Regions from separate parts of the Homo sapiens genome. Here region 1 is linked to region 2. Evidence: chromatin loops called from intact Hi-C (ENCODE). Cell type or tissue: ascending aorta. All regions are shown on one strand. Links, peaks and the distances in the headings refer to the core of each region. The heading gives the core; the rest is flanking DNA. Region 1 overlaps SYT12 (synaptotagmin 12). Region 2 has its middle 3.8 kb from the start of C11orf86.

What was found. Peaks named below come from ENCODE experiments on the same cell type or tissue, not always from the same donor. Only the 100,000 strongest peaks of a DNase experiment are listed, where the experiment ranks them.
Region 1: a loop joins it to region 2, with 1.8 times the contacts of the local background. A loop is called at or near these places in 6 of 110 quality-filtered maps.

What each region holds. Positions count from the first base shown.
Region 1 is chr11:67,029,897-67,035,267 of GRCh38, forward strand. SYT12 (synaptotagmin 12) reads left to right here. Exons shown (of 8, transcript NM_177963.4): 2 at 226-282; 3 at 4,749-4,942. The coding sequence starts at 249. Among named protein-coding and RNA genes, the nearest start is that of SYT12, 9.4 kb to the left of the region's middle. RefSeq lists an enhancer at 2,352-3,191. In ascending aorta, for the core only: no CTCF peak of the experiment used is centred there; a DNase peak (open chromatin) is centred at 3,135; H3K27ac peaks cover 1,784 bases.
Region 2 is chr11:66,968,796-66,974,166 of GRCh38, forward strand. No RefSeq gene overlaps it. Among named protein-coding and RNA genes, the nearest start is that of C11orf86, 3.8 kb to the right of the region's middle. In ascending aorta, for the core only: no CTCF peak of the experiment used is centred there; a DNase peak (open chromatin) is centred at 2,186; H3K27ac peaks cover 3,111 bases.

The sequences.
Region 1 (5,371 bases), core at 244-5,243, 61 kb after region 2:
TGGGCATCCTGTGTTTTATCTGGCAATCCTGAGAAGAGTCTTAGAATGCTTGAAAAGAGCTTTAAACATCATTTCTTAAAATGCCAAGCCTCCCTTTGGTGGCACTCCCCTTATAGCTGAGTGTAAGCTCTGGATGACAGGCACGTGGGTGCCAGGAGGCCAGGACCTAGGAGCGGGACGCTGACTCTCTGCAGCCCTCTCCTCTCACTCTCTTTTCCCTTCCAGTCACAGTCACTGCAGCAGACATCATGGCTGTGGATGTGGCAGAATACCATCTGAGCGGTGAGTGCCCAGGGCAAACCCCTCCTGGATCACGCCTGCGAGACCCTTACACCAGGCCTGGGTGGGAGGTGTCTGTGGGACATGAATAATTAGTCCTTGCCATTAATGTCTTCACTGTCAAGGACAGTCAGTGACTTGCCCAAGGTCAGACAGCCCGCCCTGGGGACATCAAGCTTGGCCCAGTCTGAGGTCTCCTCATCTTGCCACTCAAGTGGCTCCTTCTTGTTAAAGTGACTTTCTCTCTTTCACTTGAAAGGGTCCCCGGGGAGACCCTCATCCTGCTGCACCCTGGGGATGAGCCTGTGACTCGGAATCCACTCACCGAGGCCTTCTGTGGAGACTGTCAAGTAGCCAAGGGAAAATAAGCCCAGGAAGGTCAAGGTTAGATTCATGGGGCGTTAAACTCAGAGACCACCCAGTCCAGAGGCAGAGGTTATAGTGAGCTGAGATCACACCACTGCACTCCAGCTTTCCAGCCTGGGCAACAGAGTGAGACTCCGTCTCATCAGAAAAAAAAAGAGGCCACCCAGTCCAGGGCCATGGCTCCCACCTTGTCACCCTTTGCCTCAGCAGGGAGATGGGAGCTGGCTGGGAGATGCCTCGAGACTCCAGACATACTCCTGCAGCCCTCCCCATGGACAGCGGATGGGGTCAGAGAAGAAACATACCAGCCGTCTTTTCTCCCTTTGTTCCTCTCCTCATTCACAGATGGGAGAAGTGAGGCTTAGAGAGTAACGGGGTCAGGATGTGCACTCAGGTCTCCTGACTCCCAGCCCCGTGCTCCCCATCACTCTAGCCCCTACCCTAACGCAGCCCCTGGGGAGCCCAGGGCTGATCTGAAGGGTGTGCCCGGGAATCACCTTTCCCATCACTTTTTCCCAAAAGTGAGCCAGGGAGCCGCACTTTTCACCCTCAGGCTCACAGGTCTTGCCCCCCTGCCCCCACCCTGCCCCCTACCCGTATGGCCTTGGGCAAGTGGTGAAACCGGAACTTCTACTTACTTATCTGTAAAATGCAAAAGATGAGGCTTGCCTCAGGGCTGTTGGGAAGATTTAGAGAGCTGATGGTTGTGCAGCGCCCAGCATGGTGCAAACGCCACTCTTCCAGTGGCAGCGCTTTGCACACGCTGTTCCCCTGTCCTGGAGTCCTTCCCTGCCTCTGCCACTGCCTGCCTGAGTCCTGGCACCTGGTGGTGGGGTTATAGGTGCAGATCTGGACCCAGTCTGTCTGGAGGCAGATCTCTCCTCCGTCCCTCAGCTTCCTCATCTGTAAAATGGGGAAAACAATAGAACCAACCTCACAGGATTGCCTTGACTCCATGGGTTAATATACGTGACGTGCTTAGAACAGGGCCTGGCAAATCATAAATAGTAAGTGCTTCATAAGGGGAGCTATTCCTCCTCCTCCTCATCCCACTCGTTTCTGGTCTTCGCCTAGACCCCACTTCCAATATCACCCCAAGACTGGTATTCCATAAAATCAATAAATGAATGCGAATTGTCATTTCATGTCACCTTCCTGGGGCTTTTCCTTCTGTGCCCCCAGCCCTGCCCCCTTTTCTGCCACCCCGGGCATGGGCTCCACCCTTCAGCTCCCAAAGAGCCTCAGGCACAGGGGAGCCTGAACCTGCTTTGCCACCTGGCTGTGCCCACAGCCTGCTTAGAGACCTTGGGCCTCTGGTCCTGCCCTCTAGCCAACCCCCGGCTACTACCCAGCCCTGCTGTGACCCTGTTCCCAGGACTCCCAGAATACACCAAGCCTTAGCAGGGCGGGGCCCGGGAGCCTCCATGGATCTCTTTGTCATGGGCATACGTAGCCCACAGGTGACATTCTGTCAACAGCGGCAGGAGGAAGGAGGGTTTCTTCACAGCCCTTCCACCGTCGTTACCCATTCCTTCTGTTTTTCCCTGGTCTGCCCAGCCCGTGACTATGTGCTGCGTGACTTTTGCGCACGTCACACGATTGCGTGATTAGACCATGTTGGGGATTCATTTTTTTCCTCTCTTAACAATGCCAGAAATGTGTCTCTGCATTGCCACAGTGCCATCCTAATGACCTCAATTGTCATTCTCGAAGGCCAGTGACATTTCCTCCCAAGACAGAGCCACCAGCCCTCACTGGCCCCCTCGGTGGGACCTTCAGGCTGTCTCCAGATTTCTGCTGTTATAAATACAGCCTCGATGACTCATCCCAGACACAAAACCTGTTGGGATTTTCCCTTTAGAATAAATTCACCAGAGTGGGACCGCTGGATGGGGGATGTTCTTGTCATCCGCATTTTCCAAACGGAGTATGAAGCCCAGAGGTGCTGGGTGACTTGCCTGGAAGCCAAGGTACCGGTGCCCGGCTCTGCCGTTTCTCACCGCTGGCCTTGAGTGGAGAAACAGATGTGCTCATTACCCTTCCTTGGTCTCAGTTTTCCTCTTTTAGAAAGTAGGGCCTTGGCCAGGGGCGGTGGCTCACGCCTGTAATCCCAGCACTTTGGGAGGCCAAGGCGAGTGGATCACCTGAGGTCAGGAGTTTGAGACCAGCCTGGCCAATATGGTGGAACCCCATCTCTACTAGAAATACAAAAAATTAGCTGGGCATGGTGGTGGACGCCTGTAATTCCAGCTACTCGGGAGGCTGAGGCAGGAGAATCGCTTGAACCGGGGAGGCAGAGGTTGCAGTGAGCCGAAATCGTGCCATTGCACTCCAGCCTGGGCAACAAGAGTGAAACTCCATCTCAAAAAAAAAAAAAAAAAGAAAAAGAAAGAAAAGAAAAGAAAGTAGAGCCTTACAGGGTGCTCAGTGCTGGGAGGGCGTCAGGGCTGGAGGCCAGTGAGTCAGTGCTGTGGACTCTGGCCAAAGGCAGCTCAGCAGACAGCAGGGCAGGCTAGAGGGGCTGCCCCACTGTGTGATCCATTCCTGTGTGGCCGGGCTTCAGGGCAGCAGTGATGAGGAACTCCTCTAGCCCCGGGTCCCCTCCCTCCCTCCCCCGGCCACTCTGCCCACTCTGGGCTTTTTATACCCCTCTATTCTTCCCGCTCTTGACTTCCAGCTCCTGTTGCCGTGGCCTGGCACACTTCTTGCCCCTCCTCATATCTCAGCTTACATGTCCCTCTTCCAGGAGGCCTTCCTGGGCTGCTCCCATTCCCAGTACCCTGATCTGTCTATTTATTTGCCTGCCCCACCCCACCCCCTAGACTGCCAGCTACTTAAGGACAGGGACTTGGCCTGGGGCTGACTCAACCCTGGCTACCCATGCCCATAGGCTGCTGGCACACCAGGATGGGTGCTCAATGGATGTGCAGTGATCAATCTCATGCCCTGAGGTGCTCTTCGCACCTCTCCCCACCTTGCTTCCAGGGAACTGTGCGGGGTCGAGGCCGGGTGGGGCAGTGGTTACCCCACTTGCTTTGGGGTCTGGCTGCTAGAGTTGGGGTCCCAGCACCACCCCTTCTGGGCTCTGTGACCTTGGGCAAGTTCTTTAGCCTTTCTGTGCCTCAGTTTCCTCACTTGAATTGAGACAGACGCAGTACTAAGAGCAGTTTAGAGAACTGTATTTGCCAGCACTGTGACCTGCACAATGAATCCCAGTGTCTCCTTGGCTTCCTTTGGGGAAGCAGAGCCAGGTTTCCTGGGAGAGGGAGGCAAAACCTTGGAACGTGTATGGTCCTGCTGCGTGCCAAGCGCGGTGCTGGGGAGGACTCGCCTGCCACAGTTGAGGAGGTTGTTAATTTCCGTTTTCGGGGGCAGCAAGGCTCAGAGAGAGAAGGTTATTGACTCATCAGCAGAGCAAAAGCCTCTGAGCATCTGGATTTGTCTCCAAGCCCTGCACAGCCTGCAGCCACCTCTCACTTGTGGCTGAGTTGTTTGTTTTGGTAAGAGATTCACAGAGAGAAAAGATTCACATACCAAGCAATTTACCCACTTAAAGTGTACAATTTAATGGTTTTTAGTATATTGTGCAACCAACCACACAATCTATTTTTAGAATATTTTCATCATCCCCCAAAGAAACCCTATTTCTCCCAACTTTCCAGCCCCTGACAGTCACTAATCTACTGTATAGACTGGTGTCAATTCTGTCTACATAGATTTGCCTTTTCTGGATATTATGTACACAGGCTGATCATCCTAAATCCAAAAATCCAAATCCAAAATCTGAAATATTTTGCGGGCCGACATGATGCTGAAAGAAATGTCTATTGGAGCATTTTGGATTTCAGATTTTTGGATTAGGAATGCTCAGACTATAAGTGTAATGTAAATATCCCCAAATCAGAAAAAATCTGAAACCCAAAACACTTCTGGTCCCAAGCAACACAGGAAAGTGTATGTCTTGTTCGACATGGGATCTCCAGCACCTAGCACATAGTAGGCATTCAATAAATATCCATTCAATGTAGAAGTCGGTGCTGCTCCCCGGGTGGGGGTCTGTATCCACTAGGAAGCCCTAATGAGAGGCTGCCCTTGCCTTGCAGTCATCAAGAGCCCCCCTGGCTGGGAGGTGGGTGTCTATGCTGCAGGGGCCCTGGCCCTGCTGGGAATCGCAGCTGTGAGCCTGTGGAAGCTCTGGACGTCGGGGAGCTTCCCCAGCCCCTCTCCGTTCCCCAATTACGACTACAGGTACCTTCAGCAGAAGTACGGCGAGAGCTGCGCAGAGGCCAGGGAGAAGGTGAGGCTTCTGCTCCTGCAGGTGCACAGCGAGTGCAACCCCATGCCCCTACCATCCACTCAGATCAGTCTTCAGCCCCTCTCCCTCCGTCACCACCTCCTCCTGGTTAATGTCCTCCTTTGAAAGGGGAGTAGACCTCCCTCTTCCCCTTTCACATCTTCAACTTTTTTTTTTTTTTTTTTTTTTTTGAGATAGAGTTTCCCTCTTGTTGCCCAGGCTGGAGTGCAATGGCATGATCTGGGCTCACTGCAACCTCTGCCTCCTGGGTTCAAGCGATTATCCTGCTTCAGCTTCCCAAGTAGCTGGGATTATAAGCGTGCACCACCATGCCTGGCCAATTTCATATTTTTAGTAGATACGGGGTTTCACCATGTTGGTCAGGCTGGTGTCGAACTCCTGACCTCAGGTGATCCACCTGCCTCGACCTCC
Region 2 (5,371 bases), core at 199-5,198:
CTTAGATTTGATGAAATAAAGCATTATTCCTGTGTTATAGCTGAGAAATTATAGACACATGAGGTTAAGCCACTCACCCAAGACACAGAGCCAGTACATGAAAGGGCAAGGCTTTAAACTCAGGTAATGGAGGAGGCCTGGAATCCTCGGTGTCTGTGGTAGGCCATCTCCAAGACAGTCCCCAGTGATCCTAGCCTCCTGGTGTTCACACCCTTGTGTAATCTCCACCCCTTGAGGGTAGGCTGGACCTGGTGACTTGCCTCTAAGGAACAGAATAAAGCAAGTGATGGGTTGTCATGTTCTGGGTGGGAAAGTCTATGTACACGTATCCCCAAAACCCAAGGAAGCTGAGGCCAAAGAAAGCGGCTGACAAATTCGGTTTCTTAGAAAAAACATTTCTTTTTTTGTTGTTTCTTTTTGAGACGGAGTCTCGCTCCGTCACCCAGACTGGAGGGCAGTGGCACCATCTAGGCTCACCGCAACCTCTGCCTCCCAGGTTCAAGCGATTCTCCTGCCTCAGTCTCCCGAGTACTTGGGGTTACAGGTGCCCGCCACCATGCCCGGCTGATTTTTGTATTTTTAGTAGAGACCGGATTTCGCCATGTTGGCCAGGCTGGTCTCGAACTCCTGACCTCAAATGATCCGCCTGCCTTGGCCTCCCAAAGTGCTGGGATTACAGGTGTGAGCCACCACACCCAGTAAAAAAGAAACATTTAATATAGATTTAGGAACAGAAGCCAAGTCTGTGTCTCAGGCTGCAGCAAGACGTGATGGTGGATCCCCAGGCCATAAAGCCCCAGACCCAGGGCTTATATACCACAGGGCAGGAATGTGTAAGACAAGTAAAGTTGAGACCTCAGAGAAAGGCAAGAATGTGATATGAATCTGCCTATGGGTAAGATTTCTGGTAACAGTAGATAAAGTAGAAATCTTAGAGGCATTCCCAGAATGGGGGTTAATAAGAAGTCAACATGGTGGATTAGCATCCAAGATGGAGCTGCTCTGGACTCCACATGTCACTTCTGCAGTTAGGTCCCCAAAGATCCTGGCTTGTCTTTCTCGCCATCTCTTGCTCTCACTCGCTTGCTCTGATTAAAGCCAGCTGCCACATAGTGAGATGGTCTTTGGAGAGGCCCAAGTAGCAGCAATCAACCATCAACAAACAGAAGCCCTCAGTCCCACAATCCGAAAAGAATTGAATTATGCAAACAACCACAAGAATGAGCTTGGAAGCAGATTCACCCCAGAAGGACCTGGAGAAGAGTTGACTGTAGCCTCCGAGAGATCCGAGCCAGAGACCTGCTAAGCCACGCCCCCATTCCTGACCCACAGAAACCAGGATAATAAATGTGTGTTGTTTTAAGTCTCTAAGTTTTGGGGTAATTTGTTAGATAGCAATAGACAACTAACAGTCTCCAATATTTAATGCCAGTTATTTACTGTGTTGGGTCGTGGGGACATTAAGGTGTTCTTTTAGCCTTCAAGGGGTACCTAGTCTGGTGAGGTAAGGCAGACATGTGTGATTGTGTTACTGTGTGTATTGGGTCATTGGGTGGGCTGGAGAGGGGACTGCCTATCTTACACAGCCTGGAGGTGTCAGGGCAGGCTTTTTGGGGAGGTGTCACTCACAAAGCAGAATTTTGAAAGGTGAGTAAGAGCTTGCCAGTTGCTATAGTTTGAATGTCTGTTCCAAAACTCATGTCGAACTATAATTGCCATTATGACAGTATCAAGAGGTGATTAGGTGACTGGATTACTGCAATTATCAGGAAGTGGGTTCTTGATAAAAGTGAGTTCAACCCCCTCTTGTCCTTGCTCACGTTTACTTTCTCTTACCCTTCCACCTTCTGCCATGGGATGACATAGCACGAAGGCCCACATCGGAGGCTGATGCCATTCTTTTGGACTTCCCAGCCTCCAGAACCATGAATCAAATGAACAGTTGTTTAGAAATTAACCTGTCTCTGTTACAGCAACACTAATCAGCCTAAGATACCAGGTGAAGAAGGCAGAGAAGCAGTGAGGAGGGAAGGAGGAGAACACAGATTTTCTCCCTCTCCTCAGTGGATTTGGGAAGTTGTTTTAAGACTGCATCCTTGGCAAGAGGGTACTCCGCAGCTATGTGCTTGACGCAAGAGTGAGTGATTCATCCCACCACATCTCAAAAGTCTGTGAGTCAGCCAGTTCTTCCTGGGCTCAGACCTTTGTGAGAGTGGGGATTTGAGTTGACTACGTGTGTTGAAGTGAGGGCGTTGAAGATTGTGTAATGGTTTTGTTGCTTTTTAACCAGGGTCAGGATTGACCTTTGGTGTGTTGTCAGGGTTGAAATTAAAAGGTCTGGGTACAAATCAGAGCCAGTGTTTGGGACAGGCTGGGGCAGAAGGTCAGGGCTCCTTTTTTACATTCTCTTCACACTGGCCCTGTCATAGGTCCTCTGGGAGCTGAGCCTGGCAGATTTTAAGCAACCCTTCACCCAGGGAAGATTCAGAAACGGAGCAGAAAGGATGAGGGCAAGGCCAGGCCCTAGGGGACAAGGCTAGTGTGAGCCAAGAGCTGCAGCCAGCACTTCCCTGGCCCTGAATAGGGGTGCCCTCTGCAGTACCCCAAACATGGAGGAGGCAGGACAGCTGGCTTCCAGTCCTGCCTCTGCTGCCGAGTCTGGGGAAGGAGACCTGAGTGACTGAAGCATGGGTTTTTAAAGCCCGGCTGACCAGGGTGGCCGACCAGCTCTGCCACTTAGTGGGCATGCTCTCCAGCCAGGTGCTTAATCTCCCTGATCCTCAGTTTTCTGATCTATAAAATGAGATGACAATCCCCACATCATAGGACTATCATGAGGTTTAAATGAAATCTGTGAAGGGGTTGACTCAAAACAGTGGTTAAAACAAAAAGGAGCTGGGTGTGATGGCTCATGCCTGTAATCCCAGCTAGTCAGGAGGCTGTGACAGGAGGATCACTTGAGACCAGGAGTTTGTGACCAGCCTGGGAAACATAGAGAAACCTTCTCTCTAAAATAAACAAAGAAATACATAATAAAAATAAAACAAAAAGGAGCATGGAACAGATGTATGAGGTCCCTTCAGCACTCAAATTCTACCATTCTGAGGCCAGGCGTGGTGGCACACTTTGGGAGGCTGAGGTGGGCAGATTGCTTGAGCTCAGGAGTTCAAAACCAGCCTGAGTAACATGATGAAACTCCATCTCTACAAAAAATACAAAAATTAGCCAGGCGTGGTGGCACATACCCGTAGTCCCAGCTACTCAGGAGGCTGAGGTGGGAGGATCACTTGAGCCCAGGTGGTCAAGGTTGCATTGAGCTGAAATTGTGCCACTGCCCTACAGCCTGAGCAACAGAGTGAGACCCTGTTTCAAAAAACAAAACAACCATTCTGAGGAATCTGCTGGCCCAGCCCCAAGCTTCTTTCTCTTCCTCCTGTCTTGGGGGAAAGAGTTGCTGCCAGTAGTCTCACCTTTAGAAGCATCCACACTCATGATTTCATCTTATTTTTGAAACAACCCATTTTACAGGCTGGGTGCGGTGGCTCATGCTTGTGATCCTGGCACTTTGGGAGACCGAGGTAGGTGGATCATGAGGCCAGGAGTTTGAGACCAGCCAGGCCAATGTGAAACCCCATCTCTACTAAAAATACAAAAATTAGCCAGGCATGGTGGCATGTGCCTGTAATCCCAGCTACTCGGGAGGCTGAGGCAGGAGAATCGCTTGAACCCGGGAGGCAGAGGTTGCAGTGAGCCAAGATCGCGCCACTGCACTCCAGTCTGGGCGCCAGAGAGAGACTCCATCTCAAAAAAAAATTTAAAAAGAAACAACCCATTTTACAGATGAGACTGAAAGGATCTGCCCACGGCAGTGAATACCACTGATATGGTTTGGATTTGTGTCCGCACCAAACTTCATGTTGAATTGTAGTCCCTAGCGTTAGAGGTGGTTGGCTCATGGGGGTGGATTCTCGTGAATGGTTTAGCCCCATCCCCTTGGTGCTGTTTTCATGATAGTGAGTTCTTGTGAGATCTGGTTGTTTCAAAGTGTGTAGGCTGAGCACAGTGGCTCACGCCTTTATTCCAAACACTTTGGGAGACTGAGGTGGGCAGATCACTTGAGCCCAGGAGTTCAAGGCCAGACTGGGAAATATAGCAAGATCCTGTCTCCACCAAAAATACAAAAAATTAACTGGGCGTGGTGGCAGGCACCTATAGTCCCAGCTACTCAGGAGGCTGAGGCACGAGAATCACTTGAACCCGGGAGGCGGAGGTTGCAGTGAACCAAGATCGCGCCACTGCACTCCAGCCTGGGCGACAGACTGAGACTCTGTCTCAAAAAAAAGTGTACAGCACCTCCCGCCACGCTCTCTCTTTCTCCTGCTCCTATCATGTAAGATGCCTCATCCCCGCTTTGCCTTCCACCACGGTTGGAAGCTTCCTGAGGCCTCCCCAGCAGCAGAAGCTGCTATGCTTCCTGTACAGCCTGCAGAACCATGAGCCAATTAAACTTTTTGTCTTTATAAATTACCCAGTCTCAGGTATTTCTTATTTTTATTATTATTATTTTTTGAGACAGATTCTCTCTCTGTTGCCCAGGCTGGGGTGCAGTGGCGCAATCTTAGCTCACTACAACCTCCGCCTCCTGGGTTCAAGCGATTCTCCTGCCTCAGCCTCCCGAGTAGCTGGGATTACAGTTGCCCACCACTACACCTGGATAATTTTTTGTTTTGTTTTGTTTTGTTTTGAGACGGAGTCTTGCTCTGTTGCCCAGGCTGGAGTGCAGTGGCACGATCTCGGCTCACTGCAACCTCTGCCTCCTGGGTTCAAGCAATTCTCCTGCCTCAGCCTCCCGAGTAGCTGGGATTACAGGCACACGCCACCATGCCTGCCTAATCTTTGTATTTTTTCAGTAGAGACGGGGTTTCACCATGTTGGCCAGGCTGGTCTCAAACTCCTGACCTTGTGATCCACCTGCCTCAGCCTCCCAAAGTGCTGGGATTACAGTTGTGAGCCACTGCAACCTGGCCTAATTTTTGTATTTTTAGTAGAGAAGGGGTTTCACCATATTGGCCAGGCTGGTCTTGAACTTCTGACCTCAAGTGATCTACCCGCCTCAGCCTCCCAAAGTGCTAGGATTACAGGCATGAGCCACTGCTCCCAGCCTCAGGTCTTTCTTTATAGCAGCAGGAGAACGGACAAATACAACCACCAACTCACTTTGTTCGAGGGCTTGCTGTGTGCCAAGCCCTGTGGACCACATTTAATACGCACAACAATTACCCAAGTTATTTGTCCCTCTTACGAATGAAGGAGAAAAATGTGCCCAAGGTCACAAGGCTGCAAGGAATGAAGCTACAGTTTACCCAGAGGC